Linked DNA regions of Homo sapiens: region 1 is linked to region 2. The links are chromatin contacts, found by Hi-C in ENCODE. All regions are on one chromosome and are shown on one strand. The core of a region is the stretch at or near the end of the contact, and the rest is flanking DNA. Distances in the headings are between cores, read along the strand shown.

Region 1 (6,651 bases), core at 472-2,971, 2.0 Mb after region 2:
TCATGTGTCTTCTGTTAGCCTTAGCACCTGAAGTCCCTTTGGGACTCACCACACTTATTTCTGTGTGCTTCAAATTTGTTATGTAATTTTTCTATAATTATGATGAGTAGCATAAAGCTGAAGAAGTCTTCAAGACCATCTAATTTAATTCTATATAGATTTATAGGTATTCAAGACCATCTAATTGAATTCCCTTCATTTATAGATGAGGAAAATAAGGCATAGAATGTAAATTGCATAGGTCATGGTCATATACATTTCTGAGATATGTATTAGTTTTATACCTCAGACTATTAGAAGTTTCTTGAAGTCAGGTATCACATCCCTATATTTGTTAAATCCCTATAACCTAGGAGACAGTGATGACCATATAGGTTGAGATAACTACAATTAATAGCATATTATAGACTATTAACACAGACTTTCAGAAAATTCCTCAGAGCTTCCACTGTTTCCTTCTTATTTACCCTGCTCACAAAATTCTAAGAGATTTGTCTTAATATTTCTATCATACTTATGCTGAAGGAATTTTAAGATAAATAACACAATTAGAATTTTATTGAGTTTCTTTCTGTTCTGTGCCTTGCACAACTTAGGTACCAGTGGTGCAGGTATAAACAAAGTAGACTAAAAATTCCTGACCTTGGGGAATTCTAGTGCAGTATCTAGTATCAGCAAACTTTTTCTGTAACAGGTAGAGAATAAATATTTTATGCTCTGTAGTAAGAAAGGACTTAATCACACTACTCAGTTGTGCAGTTGTTGCAGGAAAGCAGTCATAGACACTATGTAAACAAAGGTGTGTGGCTGGGTTCCAATAATACTTTATTTACAAAAAACAGATGGCCAGCCCACAGGCTATAGTTGGCTGACTTTTATTCTAGTGGTTTAGTAGCACTTTTTGGATTATGAAACATTTTTATGTACATATATAATACAATAACCATGTGTGTTAGACATATGATTTATCTACATTTTGTAGGTGATACACTAAACCTGAGAGAGACAAATCTCTATCCCAGATCTGCTCACCAATGTCACTTAACCACAGTTACGTAGTTCAGGAATGATTTAGAGAAGAAATGAGCTCACATACAATGAGAAAGTGACAGGATAAAACCAGCAGATAATCCCAGGAATTTAGTTAGCATCTTATAGCTCAGATCTGGCAGAAATATAATACCAAAAATATCCAGGAAGGTTTTAGGAGGTAATCAGTCCTTTTTGTTAGGCTCAAATTTGTCTTTTAGGTATCGCCTTTAGGAGCTTTAAAATTCAATCTATGTTTGTACAGAAATTCTTTTGTACTTTTACTAGACATCACCCCTATCACTTCAGTTAAGAGATCTTCCAGTTCTAGTTGGGCCACTCTGAGCACCTGCCTACAACTTTACAAGCTTTAAAATTTCCTATGGGTCTCTAAAATTTGTTACTTTAAAGCCGTTATGCATTTTTCCTATAAACATGTAACCAAAAGGAGCTTTTCATTTAAATATTCAGATCCTGGTATGATAGATGAAGCACTGGAATGAATGTTAAGTGAATATTAGGATATATTTGTTAAGAAAGCCTTCTGAATTTAACCTCAACTAATTTTTAATTTTCAGCTCTTTTTAATATAAAAATTGTTTTATTAATTTTAAGGGATTACATGGATCGTCTTCTAGACGAAAGTGAAAGTGCTGCATCTAGTCGAGCACCATCCCCTCCCCCAACTGCATCAAACAGTAGTAACAGCCAGTCTGAGAAAGAAGATGGCACTGTAAGCACTGCTAATCAAAATGGTAAGCAACCAGAGAAACATTTCTCTTTCTTCATAATAAGGGACACTTTCTTGCAGTGACTTGGGAAATTCCGTTTGGGTTTCTATTAAACTTCCAGAGCAGAAAGTAAAAAATGATAACACATGAGACAAACATAACATCAGCATACATATATACTAACAGAATACAAAGTGATTGGACATCACTAAAAAGTAATTTTAATAAAGCCTACTGTCAACAGTGACTATTTCTTGTAAGAAATTTGTTCTTTTTCAGTAGCATCTCTTTTCCTGTCTTGTCTAGTTGGGTTGATGCCTAGATACAAGTATTTATGTTAACTCTTAGGTCAAAACCCTGCAGTTTCACATGAGATATACAGATCATTGCAAAATACCTTGATGTAAGGTAACAAGTGCACTGTTTTGAATATTTAAGTTCTCTTTGATAGCATAATAACCTTGAATAATGAGAAAAGATAAAGCCGGTATCAACCTGTATATTAATATTCTACAGAAATATTTGTTTTTCTCTCCAAGAAAAAGAGAAGAAAAAGGCATACCAATTGTTTGAGGTTCAGATAGTGTTTCCGTTTAAAATATACAGTGGACCAGAGATCACTGTGCTGATCAGTAGTAAGAGCCAGAGAATTATTTTGATTTCTTCTTTGATTAAATGGTCTTTTTAAGTAAAAGAGTTCCAAGAAGAAAGTAATAAGCGCCACCCCCAGCTCCTCTGAGGAAACTGGTGATAGGAGAGTACCAGTGAAGAGCTGACTTCTTCCTGACAGAAACTGGAAGAGAAACACTGTGAAAGCCTTGATCCTCTTCTGACCTTTGGTCTCACATTGGTCCTGCTGGAGTGTATATGCTTAGTTCATTTCATGACCCCTCTCTGTTCCCTCACTACTTCTAGGAATAAACCAAACAAACAAAACTTAGGGCCCAGTAACTATGTCCTGGTCCAAGAAGGTTTATTGACTTGATGTCTAATGTTTGTCACGTCCATTCTGAAGTAGAATAAGATGCTGAGACTCTGACCTTGGGACTAACCGTATAGGCTCAAGGGAGGCAGACAGTTGGTACTACTATTGTTTTTCCTGTTTGTTCTTAACATATTAACACCAAATCATTTTCTTTTCCTTTTTAAGAAACTATTTGATGAGAACATGCTGTTAGGCTAGGAAAGTGTTCATAAGTTACTTATAAATTACTTGTAGCTCAAAAGCCACTCAACATTACGTACAGTCAAAACTGCCAGCTTTTTCAAAGGAAGGAAGGAACTTTTCATCCCAATGTTATATTACTTTTTTATATGGGGCTTTAATTAGTACTTTGAAATCTTACAGTTATTTTTGACCTAATCACAGTCGTCAGCTAGCTTTTTGGACTTGTTCCTACAGAATTGTTCTCTTCAATATATTATGATGCATAATCCCCATGTGCATTCATGATTTGAGTGCATTGAGTTGGTCAAAATAGAATATTTTCTTCTATCAGAATACAGTATTTGAGGCTCATCCTTTATGCCGAATATTTTTCAAGCAATTAAATTGTAATTATTCAGTGATGCACCCTATATTTTACTTCTTATCACCAAAATTTGCATTCCATTTTACAGTCAACTCTAAAATGAACTTTTGTTTTCTTTTATTAGAATAATTTTGCTTTTACTTTTCTCACCTACTATAGAATTTGTATTTACTTTTTAAGTAATTTGTATTTACTTAAGTAAATAATTTAGCACTTTCAAGTATATGCTTGGATAGTGCGGCATTAGTTTTTTAACATTATGACAGATTATTTAAGTCTACTTAGGTAAATAGTGTGTGATCATCTTTTTTTTCTTTTTGAGACAGAGTCTCGCTTTGTCGCCCAGGCTGGAATGCAGTGGCACAATCTCGGCTCACTGCAACCTCCGCCTCCTGGGTTCAAGTGATTCTGCTGCCTCAGCCTTCCGAGTAGCTGGGAGACGGTGCACGCCACCACTCCTGGCTAATTTTTGTATTTTTAGTAGAGACAAGTTTTCACCCTATTGGCCAGGCTGGTCTTGAACTCCTGACCTCATGATACACCCGCCTTGGCCTCCCAAAGTGCTGGGAATACAGGCGTGAGCCACTGCACCCAGCCTTGTGTGATCTTTTAAAGTACAGTTCCCATAGATTTACATTAAGAATAAAAAAGTCATGACATCTTGCTTTTATATGGCAGTTTACTCAAGCTTTTTAAAGAAAGAGCATTCATCTTGCTTTTACGTGGTTTTAGAATGTTGAAAACCTTTTGTTAAATCTGAGTAATTTACTGCATTTTCCATTAATTCAGCTTAGTTAGACTGCTGGATCCAGTGCTTGTTTGCTGTCACATATACCTAATATGCTTTTAACATATGCCAAATTCTGTTCTTAGTTCTTTACATTTATTAACTTATTTAATTTTCACAACAACCCTGTGAGGAATATCTATTATGATCTTCATTGTATATATGTAATGAAATGGAGATACAGAAAGAGTAAATAATTTGCCTAAGGCGACATAGCTTATAAGTAATAGAGCAAGAATTTAGACTATGTATTTGATACCTTGCTTCCTTGATAACAATAACTACAAGCTGTTTTATAATAGTTTGCAAATTTAACTTTTTTCTAATTGTGGTTTCATTTATATTTCTTTCAACTTAGGAGTGTCATCTAATGGACCAGGTGAAATATTAAACAAAGAGGAAGTAAAAGTTGAAGGGTTACACATTAATGGACCAACAGGTGGAAATAAGAAACCACTTCATGCAGATATGGATACTAATGGTTATGAAACAGATAACCTTACCACTGACCCAAAACTTGCCCATATGACTGCAAGAAATGAAAATGATTTTGATGAAAAAAGTGAGAGACCTGCCAAAAGGCGAAGGGTAAACAGCAATGGAAAAGAAAGTCCAGGTTCTTCTGAATTTTTCCAAGAAGCAGTCTCACATGGGAAATTTGAAGAACTTGAAAACACAGATGACTAAATTTTAGACCTATTTTACTTTCTTTGGAGTAAATTCTGGTGTGACTAAAATTTTCAGGGTTGATGGGTTACCTTAAAAAGTTGATTTCCTTGAAGCAGTTTGAAAATTTGAATTGAGTCTTAACTTTAGGAAATGAGGTTTCATAATTCTGCCTTTTGCAGATTTTTTTACTTTAAAGCTGTCAGACTCTTTTAAGGGTATTTTAAAAATTAGTAAATTTGAATGAACTAAAGATATATCTCTACCTTCTCATTTGAATATCTTTAGTTCATTCAGATTTACTAATTTTGGTAAATCTGAATGAACTAAAGATGTATCTGTACCTTCTCATTTGATGTATTAATCATAAAATTTCACTACAAGGTAATTTTTGCTTAGTTTGATGGATGAATGGGAAACTCAAGTCCAAATTTCTGCTTAATACCAATTTCTCTGAGTTTCTTGAAATGTCTTTAAAACAGACATTTTTCTCACCAAACAGTTTGAGTATCTTTATTAAGGAAACCCTTACGAATCCTGAAAATTATGCTAGCATGATTTTTTTATATATAGAAGTTTAAAAATAAACCAGGTCAGGTTTGTATATGTAAAATTGTTGACATCAATGATGTCTTTCCATATTCTTATCTGGGCTTAAGAAATACATTCTGTATTTTTCCAGATTCTTTGTAGCCTTTGAAAGATTTTTACAGTACATATGTCTTGACTGAGCTGTCCTTTCTTAATACAAAAGCGTGTATAATTTTCTTAACTTGTACAGTTGGTAAACTTTTATGAGAGGAATTGTTATTCTGAGTCTGTCAGCTTTCATTTTATTTTGCTAAGGTTTTTCTAATGAATTTTTAAGTGTTTGTGTAGTAATTAAGTCATATTTCTTATCCAGGTGGTTAAAGCATTCATAAAGGATTATAAAATTTTTTTTTTTTTTTTTTTTTTTAAATTTCTACTTAAGGGCAAGTAATTTGAGAATTCTGAAATTAAGCATGATGCTTAGATTGCAGTTTGTTTTGCATTTGCTATAATTTTCAAAATTATTTTTGAAGCAAGACAAAAGTTTAATGTCAGCTTAAGTGCTTAAATATATCATGCTGACCAGAATCCTGTTATTTTTATATGCATCATAAAATTTCCCATTTCTGCATTAAATAAACAGAGGAGGGGGGTCAAGTGATACTTAGATATTGGCACACACAAGGAACAACTGTTGGCAGGCAGTATCGATTTTATGAAGAGAAAGTGAAGTTTGAAAACTTTTCAAACTTTTCTAGTTACAATCCAATTTTTCAGATTTGATAATGCTTTTCCAAAGTGAAAATAAGATACACAATAATCATTGCTCTGTGTGATTACAGATAGGATTATCCATCTGCATAGCCTTGTAAAAGTGCCATTTTATTTTTAGTGCTAAATTCTTGTTAAATAATGTAGTTTTATATAGCTGATAGACCAACCTATATCCAAACTTTTATAAAATATTAATTATTCTTGTTTTTCTCACACAGGCATACTCCAAATGCTTCTTCCAGTTCATTTTTCAGCCATCAGTTCAAGAGCCAATGCCTTTTTAAAATAAAGCTTCTGTGGTCTTGTTTTTAATGGCTCAACTGTCTGATGTAATTGAGTGAAGGTTTGCACTGAGAAATTAGCATTCAGGCCTTACCCCCATGAAGTATTACTGTTAACATATGTTCGGACTGCTTCCCTTCACCAATGTGAACAACTTTTTTTCCCAAACAGTGTTAAAAGCCACTTTGCAACACTTGACTTCATCTTAATGTACATTCACTGTTGTTACATACATATCTAAGTAAATCAAAGTTTTGGGTGGAAGTGTTGAGAAGTATGAGTTTTTTGTTGTTTTTGTTTTACTTAAAACTTTTAATTT
Region 2 (7,723 bases), core at 4,356-6,855:
TGGTGTTTGCCCTCCACTAAATGCCCCAGATTGTTTCACTTTTGAGTTTTGGTTCTCCTTGTCATAAACCAGTAGAAACTCCTTATTCACTTCTAAGATAAAAATTAACACTGCTTGCCTCTGAGAACATGTCTTCCTGTATTCATCCACTTAACAACTCTTGCCTCTTAGGTTTCTTGTATTTAATTTCCTAATGGCTTAAAAACCAGTTAGATAAACTGTCAAAAAAAAGTCTTTATAAATTAAAAGCAAATCAAAGTAGGTTTTATTCCACTGTAAGAAAAGCATGGATGAACTTCATGACATCTTGCTTGGCTCGAAGCCTTTCTTGTTTCCTAGTAGTCTTCTGGATAGTTGATAAATGGCAGATAATAAAAGGCGTTTTCTGGGATGGGGAGGAGAGAGTTGCACAATGGTCAGATGAAGCTCACCCTTCATAGAACTCTCAGTGCTTCAGGTCTTCATTTGCTAACGATGTTATTCTTGAGCTTGGAAACTTCAAATGGCTTCTCATCTTCCCCACTCATTCGTTCAACAGAGGCCTCAGTCCCTAACCTAACACTGCTCACAAATTTGTGGAAAGAGCTACGGTCTTCACAATCTGGATCCAACCTGCATGTCCTGCCCTACCTCCTTCCGCTCCCTCCCAAGCAGTCTTTGCTCTAATCTAGTGGCCACTTCCAAGTCTGCCACTGACACCACGTACATGCCCACTTTTATGTCCTTGCTCACACTGTATCTCTGCCTAGACTTCCTTCCCACCCTAAAACAAAGGAACTCCTACTCACTCCTGAAGGCCCAACTCAAATGAAGCCTCTTCAAAAAAGCATTTGACAAGGGCTCCACGCAGGAATTAGCTCTCTTCAGGGTCCTGGAGCTCTTAATTCTGACTGCTACTACAGCATCACCCACAATGTGTTACAGCCATGTATACCAAGTTTATTTCCATATAAACTATGTCTTATCCTTCTGCCAGGCACTTAATAGGTACCAAAGAGATGTCTGTGCATACAAAGAATGAATTAATCTGTAACATTAAAAAAAGAAAGATAACAAGGGGAAGCTACTTCCTAGTCCTCAAACTTCAAAGGAGTGCCATGAAGGGTTCTAGGAAACATTCTACAATCACAAAGATTTACTCTTTTACATGCATATAGTCTGCAACTGTAAAACTGAACATGCCCTCAGGGTCTTCCACTAGACTGTAAATTCCACACGAGGACAGATTTGTACCTGTTTTGTTGTCTGTCTATTCACTCTCTGAGATTCACTGCAAGAGCTCAACAAGTATTTGCTAAATGAATAAAAGAATGTATAAAATGCTAGTGTGAATAGTACTGTTAAATAAATTCAGTTACTGCAGATTAAAAATATCCCAACAAACGCCAGCTCTATCTTCTGGCCAGAGTAGACTTAAAAGAAATTATCCTTTTGCTTCTAAAGCAGGTCTTGCCTCGGGACTGGGCAGTTTATCCGCAGAGCACCAAGGAAGAATGTGTGCCCACTGCCAACTACAAAGAATCATGGATCATAAACCCTCAGAAGTGGAGGTATCACGGAAATGAGCTTAATGTTTTATGCTTTCCTGTCGCCTTAAACTGCCAAGAAGGCTGGTGCACCTCAGAGGAAAGAATACTCACAGGAATTAGTTTCCGGTCCCTGAAACCCAGTCATTTCAACATGACAGCTGTTTGAAATCCCATGTAACCAGAGGGTTTCTGAGACAGGAAGCAACAGTGGCACACCTAGCTGAGCACGGGGGAGAGTAAGAAGCAGAGAGGAAACAAGCTGAATGAGAACATGGCTTGGAGGCAGCAAGGAAAGTATAAAAACAATGAACCAGGCCAGGCGCGGTGGCTCACGCCTGTAATCCCAGCACTGTGGGAGGCCAAGGCAGGCGGATCACTTGAGATCAGAAGTTCTAGACCAGCCTGGCCAACATGGTGAAATCCCATCTCTACTAAAAAACAACACAAAAATTACCCAGGCATGGTGGAACGTGCCTGTAATCCCAGCTACTCGGGAGGCTGAGGCACGAGAATCACTTGAACCTGGGAGGCAGAGGTTGCAGTGAGCCTAGACTGTGCCACTGCATTCCAGACTGGGCGACAGAGTGAGACACCATCTCGAAAAATAAAAATAATAATAAAAACAATGAACCGATGTCTCTGATGCCTACTATAATGTAATTTACCTTTACATCGTAATTATTAAAAAAGAAAGAAATGAAGGGCACAGAAACAAGGAACACCTTCCTTGGTCACCAGCTACTCTCTCTCATCATTCTCTGAATCCTAACTGCTCTTATAGAAAAGAAATTGGCAAGGATGTGAGTGTGCTTAAATGGACAAGCGAGTAGAGCATGAATGACTTGTTCCCTCTATTTTCTACTTTCCTATATTTTCTAATTTTTCTATAGTGAATTCTCCTTATTGTTATGATGGGAAAAATAACCTTTGCTTAAAGAAATTATAGAGCTAAAAAGTACATGTTCTGACAATAAGAAAACTAAGTATACTAAAAAAACCTTTACCCCAAAAAATGAATAACAAAGAATTCGATAATATCAAACCATCCACAGGCGGCTTTTTACTCAACATATTGCCTTAACCCTGGTTCCCTCAACTACCGGTAAATCTAATGATTCACTTATGAAAAATACTCTTCATATTAGTTATGATTTGCATAGCACGTCACAGTTTCCATGCATTATTTACCTGACTTCCCCCCAAAACTCTGCGAGATGACCAGGGAGAATATTTTTATCTCCATTTTGCAAATGAAGAAAAGAGGTGCCCTGAAGTGAAAAAATTTGCCACAAGAGCCCAGATCTTCTTGCTCCTTACTCAGTATTCCAAAGCAGGACTTCTTAACCTGGGCACTACTGAGATGGATAATTCTTTGTTTGGGATGGGGGGCTGTCTTGTGCGTTATAGGATGTTTAGTAGCATCCCTAGCCTCTAACCACTAGATGCCTACCAGTAGCACCGCTCCCTTCCCCCAAGTTGTAACAACCAAAAATGTCTCCAGAAACTGCAAATATCTCATTGGGTGCAAAATCATACCCTTACTAGTCTAAAAAAATCTGAAAGTTCCTTCCAACACTCCTGTTCAATGACAAGGTTCCATATACCACTGAGCCACAATAATCACAGAACATCCAATGTTCCTTCTTCAGCGAGATTCCATTAATAAGCCAATTCCCCATCCACTTAAAATAATGGTTTTAAATGTGAAAATGAACAAGAAAAATTTATTTGTATGAATATTCACATCTCAGACAATAAATCTTCTAACAGCATGCTATTATCTTATCAGGACATAAGGACATACAAAATGGGATGTGTCTTTGAGGGGAAAAAAACACCAGAGGAATCTGAGAATTAGAAAACACAGATCATGGTCTTTGCTATGCAGTTATACCTTAGTGTTCTCTTGTTCTCTCTACACAAATGAGTATCAACCTACACGTTCTCAATGCTTGTTTCAGTCGGAAGTATATGGCTTTAGCCAAGCTCATGTTAAGATCCTAAATTACAACAACTGAAATGTAGTTATATTTTAGGAAATGTTTGAATTATTTTACCTATATCTAATTTATGCATTCTCTACAATCATTTCCCAATGGTAGTAAATAATTAGTATAGTATGAAATGGAGGAAACCATTTAAACTGGCTGTATTCAGTGTGGAGTATCACACTGCAATCCTAGCAGTAAAAAAACATAGTTTTGTATCTATTTGCAGAAACTAAGACTCAGTCAAAGCACTTAGTTAATATGATATACAGAATTAAGAAGAGGTTATGATTATTCCTATTTATAATGTCCAAAGTCATTCCAGTATGATGTCTTCACATCTTTAAATGTGATCTGGATCTATACAGGGGAGACATTTTCTCCACATTACAAAGCATATTGTACCAGAAATGTCTGGAACCCTGGTGGTCTCCATTAATCTTCACCACAAAGTACAAAAGAACACATTGATCCTTCAATGAAAATAATCCCCTGGTCTTGGAAAACATCAGAGTCACCAAAAGCAAAATCAAGAAACAACACATAATGGGGTTTTGGAAAGGGAAGAACAAAGATTCAATCAATACGAATTGCTCATCTTAAACAAAATCTACTGTGCCTATACCCATATTTAACTCAAATCTTTTCTTCAAAAAATAAAAAAATAGCCAAAACCAAACACGCCCTGATTTACATCTCTCTCTGCATTATTCTCATCACTTAACTACCCATGTTTTACTCCCTGAAAGAAGTAATGACAATTTTATACCACTGTAAATTCCTGCCAGTGAGAGAAAAACCCTATGACTTGGGGGGAAAAGTGTCAATGACATGTATAGCGATGTACTCAACCAGGGGCAGAAGGCAGCTCACAGCCACGTAGTAAGAAGAGTGGCAGGAAGGACGGGGTCCCCTTCCCCAGGAACACACAGGAAATCATGGAGTGCAAACCCTCCAAAAAACGTGTGCACAAACACCTGGCAAACATCGCATCTTTTATCTAGAAGTTCCGTGGTAAACACACATCCAAGGAGCCCACATCCCAGGGACCCTGGGGAGTGACTTTGGAGGAGTGTCTATTAGTCCTCCGATGCTCCCGGTCGCCGACGATGCGCGGATGGAGTTGGAGTGAGGGAGCCAGAGACCAGCCCCAGTTTCGGTTAATCAGTCCCTTTCCAGTGGGATTCGCAATTCCCCGGGTAGTTCTCTCCCACTGTTCCCCTTCCCTGGTCCTCTCGCCCAGGGTCTCCTTTCCCACTTCTCGCTGGCTACCTGAGGCCTGGTTCCTAACAGAACCTAAGAGGGGAGGGGGCGTTTCCCGAGTTCGCGGACGCCCAACACCCAGCTCCAAATCCCAGAAACTTTCCCTCGCTGAGACCGCAAGGAAGGAAAAAAGCTAAGACCCTCAGCCTCCTTCCTGGGGCCGAAGAAGAAAACCTTTCTGCGCTGCCACCCCGGCCGGGAGCTGGCGGTCAAGTTCGCGGTACAAGGAGCTAGGGACGTCAGCCCTCCAGCCCGCGCCTGTATCTCGGGGTGGTATAAACAGGATGTCAGACAGCGCGCTCCGGGCTTGTTTATGAAAACTTGCCGTGCGCGCTGGGGGAGGGGGCGGCCTGGCTTAACCGCTCTTCTCCCGGCCGGGGGCCCCCGCCCGGCGACCTCCTCGCCGCCCGCCGGCTCCGCGGGGCTGGAAATCCCCGCCTTCCCCGCCCGAGCCGCGGGGTCCTGAGCTGCGCTCAGGAGCAGCCCGGGCCGCGCAGCCTAAGGACCGACCAAGAGCGGTGGCCGCGCCTCCGGCCAGTCCGGGCTGCGCGCCCCTCGCCTGCCGACCGCGGCCGCCCCGGCTCCTCCACCTCCCCCGGTGACACTCACCACTTCCGTGTGCGCCTGGGCCAGGCAGCGCCCCGTCGCTGCGCTGGCTGGGGTCGACCGGCAGGCTCGCTAGGCGGCCAGCCCCGCGGGGCCCCAGCGTGCGCGCGCCCAGGGCTGAGGAGGGGTCGCGGCGAGGACAGCCGGGACTGGGCGCAGGCCCGCACTGTCTGCAGCTCCAGGATACTCCGCGGCCGCCGCGGCCTGCGCTCAGCGACGCACCGCCTCCCGTCCCGCCCCGCCCCGCCCCGCGGCCGGCCCCACCCCCGTGGCCGCCGGGCCCACCCCCTCGCGACGTCACCAGCGGCAGCCCCGGAAAGCGGGGCGGGGTCGCGGTCCCGGCGGAGACTCTGCGCCTCCGGCCTACCCGCCCCGCCCCCATCCGGCTTCGCTCGCGAAGCTGCCCCCACTCGTCTCTGTTCACCGCGTCCTCTAGATTCTAGAATCTAGAAACTCATCTAGGACGCGAGGTCATCTATCGCGGGGAGTAAAATTGCCAGGATTCGCCCGTAGATTGACCCCTCCCAGCTCTGGAGCCCCCTCCGCCACACCTTTGTGCGCTCGATGCAGAAATGCATCCCGCCTCCTCCGTATACGCTCCGCTTCTTACCCCAGCTCAGTAGGAGAGGAGCTAGTGGAGCACTAGACTAAAAAGAATTTAACAATACAGCCCCCAGCTTGGACAAGCTACTGCAGATCCAACCCATTCCGTATTTTAAAAGCTCTTTACGAAAAAAAAAAAAGCATATGCATAATAGGAATTAGAACTACATTCACTGATACCTAATGCATGTACAGCGCTTTTCATTTTTTACTAATAACCTCTCAAAGTAGTAGCATCATCTTATCCATGAGGAACAAATTAAGTCTTTAGTGTCTTAATCAAGGTCACACTGTAGCCAAGATTCATACTTCGTAGGCAGTCCACGGACAAATCCTAACAATTTTATTTCCTTAGGTATCTCTCCAATCAGTTCACTTGTCTATGTTCCGGCAACACGGTCCGAGCTGCCACCATCTCTCACCTGAAGGGACCACGAACATCTCTTAAATCGTCACTCCATTCACTCCAGCCCCCAATTAATTCTCTACAATGAACTTTTAAAAATTCAAATCTGTTCCACACACTCCCATGCTTAAAACACTCCAGCGACTTCCCCCTGACAATCCCTGGATGAAAATCCTCCGAGGCCGTGCACGGTCAGAATTCTGCAGCTTCAGGGCTGTGGACAGAGGCTGCCCCACCTGTGCTGACTTCACTAACCCTGCTGGACAGTTCCTGATCACTTGAGTTACTGCAACTGAAACTGAGCAAGATATTCTGGGTGTGGAATAAAGTCAAGCATCCGAATTAGACTACTGAATTTGAGGTTTGGCCTCCACCAGTAACCACCTGTGTTGCCCTAAACAATTCTTAGTTGACTCAATTCTCAGTGGAGCAGCAGACAAAAGGATCTCCAAAGTGCCTTCCAGAAGTACAGAAAAGAGGACCAAAGAAGACCGGAGATCAGAGCAGACAGGGAGGCAACCCGGGTTGCCTGCATTGTGGGTGTTTGTGTGCAAGTCTTGTCTCATCTGCCACACTCTGAACAACACCTCAGGGCTGTTTGCATCATTTTCTTCACCTGTTAAATAGGGATAATGCCTTCCTTAAAGGGGTTTTGCTGAAGGTGAACTATGATAATATAGCCCACATGGCATGGGCTCAGGAAGTGGTAGGGGTTTTTATTGAGCTGGACCATAAAGAACAGGTGAGACTGACATGAAGGGAGACAGAGACGTGAAAGAACAGCATTTCAGGTGAGGATGTAAAGAAAAAGGAAAGTCAGGAAGGCAGCAGTGAACCCATTGTGCCCACGAACGAATCTGGCTGTTCACAGGGTGGAATCAGGGGGAGAGGGCCTGGATTCAGTTTAGATCTGTTCGTCTATAACAGACATTGTGCTAGGTGATGAAGATTCAGAGAAAAAAAAAATAGACTAGGTTCCTGACCTCTGAATGCTCAATGCAGTCAGAGAGACAGGCAAGTAACAATTCAGTGATTCCCGGTCCTGTAATGGTGATCACAGAAGACAGTCACCCAGCCGAGTCTGAGGAAGTCAGAATAAGCTTCAAGTAGCCGACAGGAGGCAGGAGTCAGGAGGTAGCGGCATATTCAGGCAGTAATAGTATATGCTGGCTGGGTGTGGCGGCTCATGCCTGTAATCTCAGCACTTTGGGAGGCTGAGGCAGGAGGACTGCTTGAGGCCAGGAGTTTGACACCAACTTGGGCAACACAGCAAGACCCTGTCTCTAAAATAAAAACAAACAAACAAACAAAGGCCAGGTGCAGTGGCT

Evidence for each region. A loop is a pair of places that touch in the nucleus more often than their neighbours do. Pooled maps may share reads with other maps.
Region 1: a map with no recorded cell type shows a loop between it and region 2 (7-fold over the local background). The contact joins the enhancer-like site here to the promoter of JAK1 in region 2. A Hi-C loop is called at or near these places in 3 of 37 single-sample maps with no recorded cell type and 2 of 50 pooled maps.

What each region holds. Positions count from the first base shown.
Region 1 is chr1:66,980,135-66,986,785 of GRCh38, forward strand. It overlaps MIER1 (MIER1 transcriptional regulator), which reads left to right. Exons shown (of 14, transcript NM_001077700.3): 13 at 1,645-1,784; 14 at 4,438-6,651. The coding sequence ends at 4,766. It also overlaps a transcript of SLC35D1 not described here. Among named protein-coding and RNA genes, the nearest start is that of MIER1, 58 kb to the left of the region's middle. RefSeq lists silencers at 4,402-4,451, 4,439-4,639. Within about 2 kb of position 1,722, at least 9 of the 41 ENCODE cell types and tissues checked have a DNase peak (open chromatin) inside an H3K27ac peak, as active enhancers do.
Region 2 is chr1:64,960,944-64,968,666 of GRCh38, forward strand. JAK1 (Janus kinase 1) reads right to left here and starts at 5,606. Exons shown (of 25, transcript NM_002227.4): 1 at 5,390-5,606. RefSeq lists an enhancer at 1,505-1,604 and a silencer at 4,951-5,830.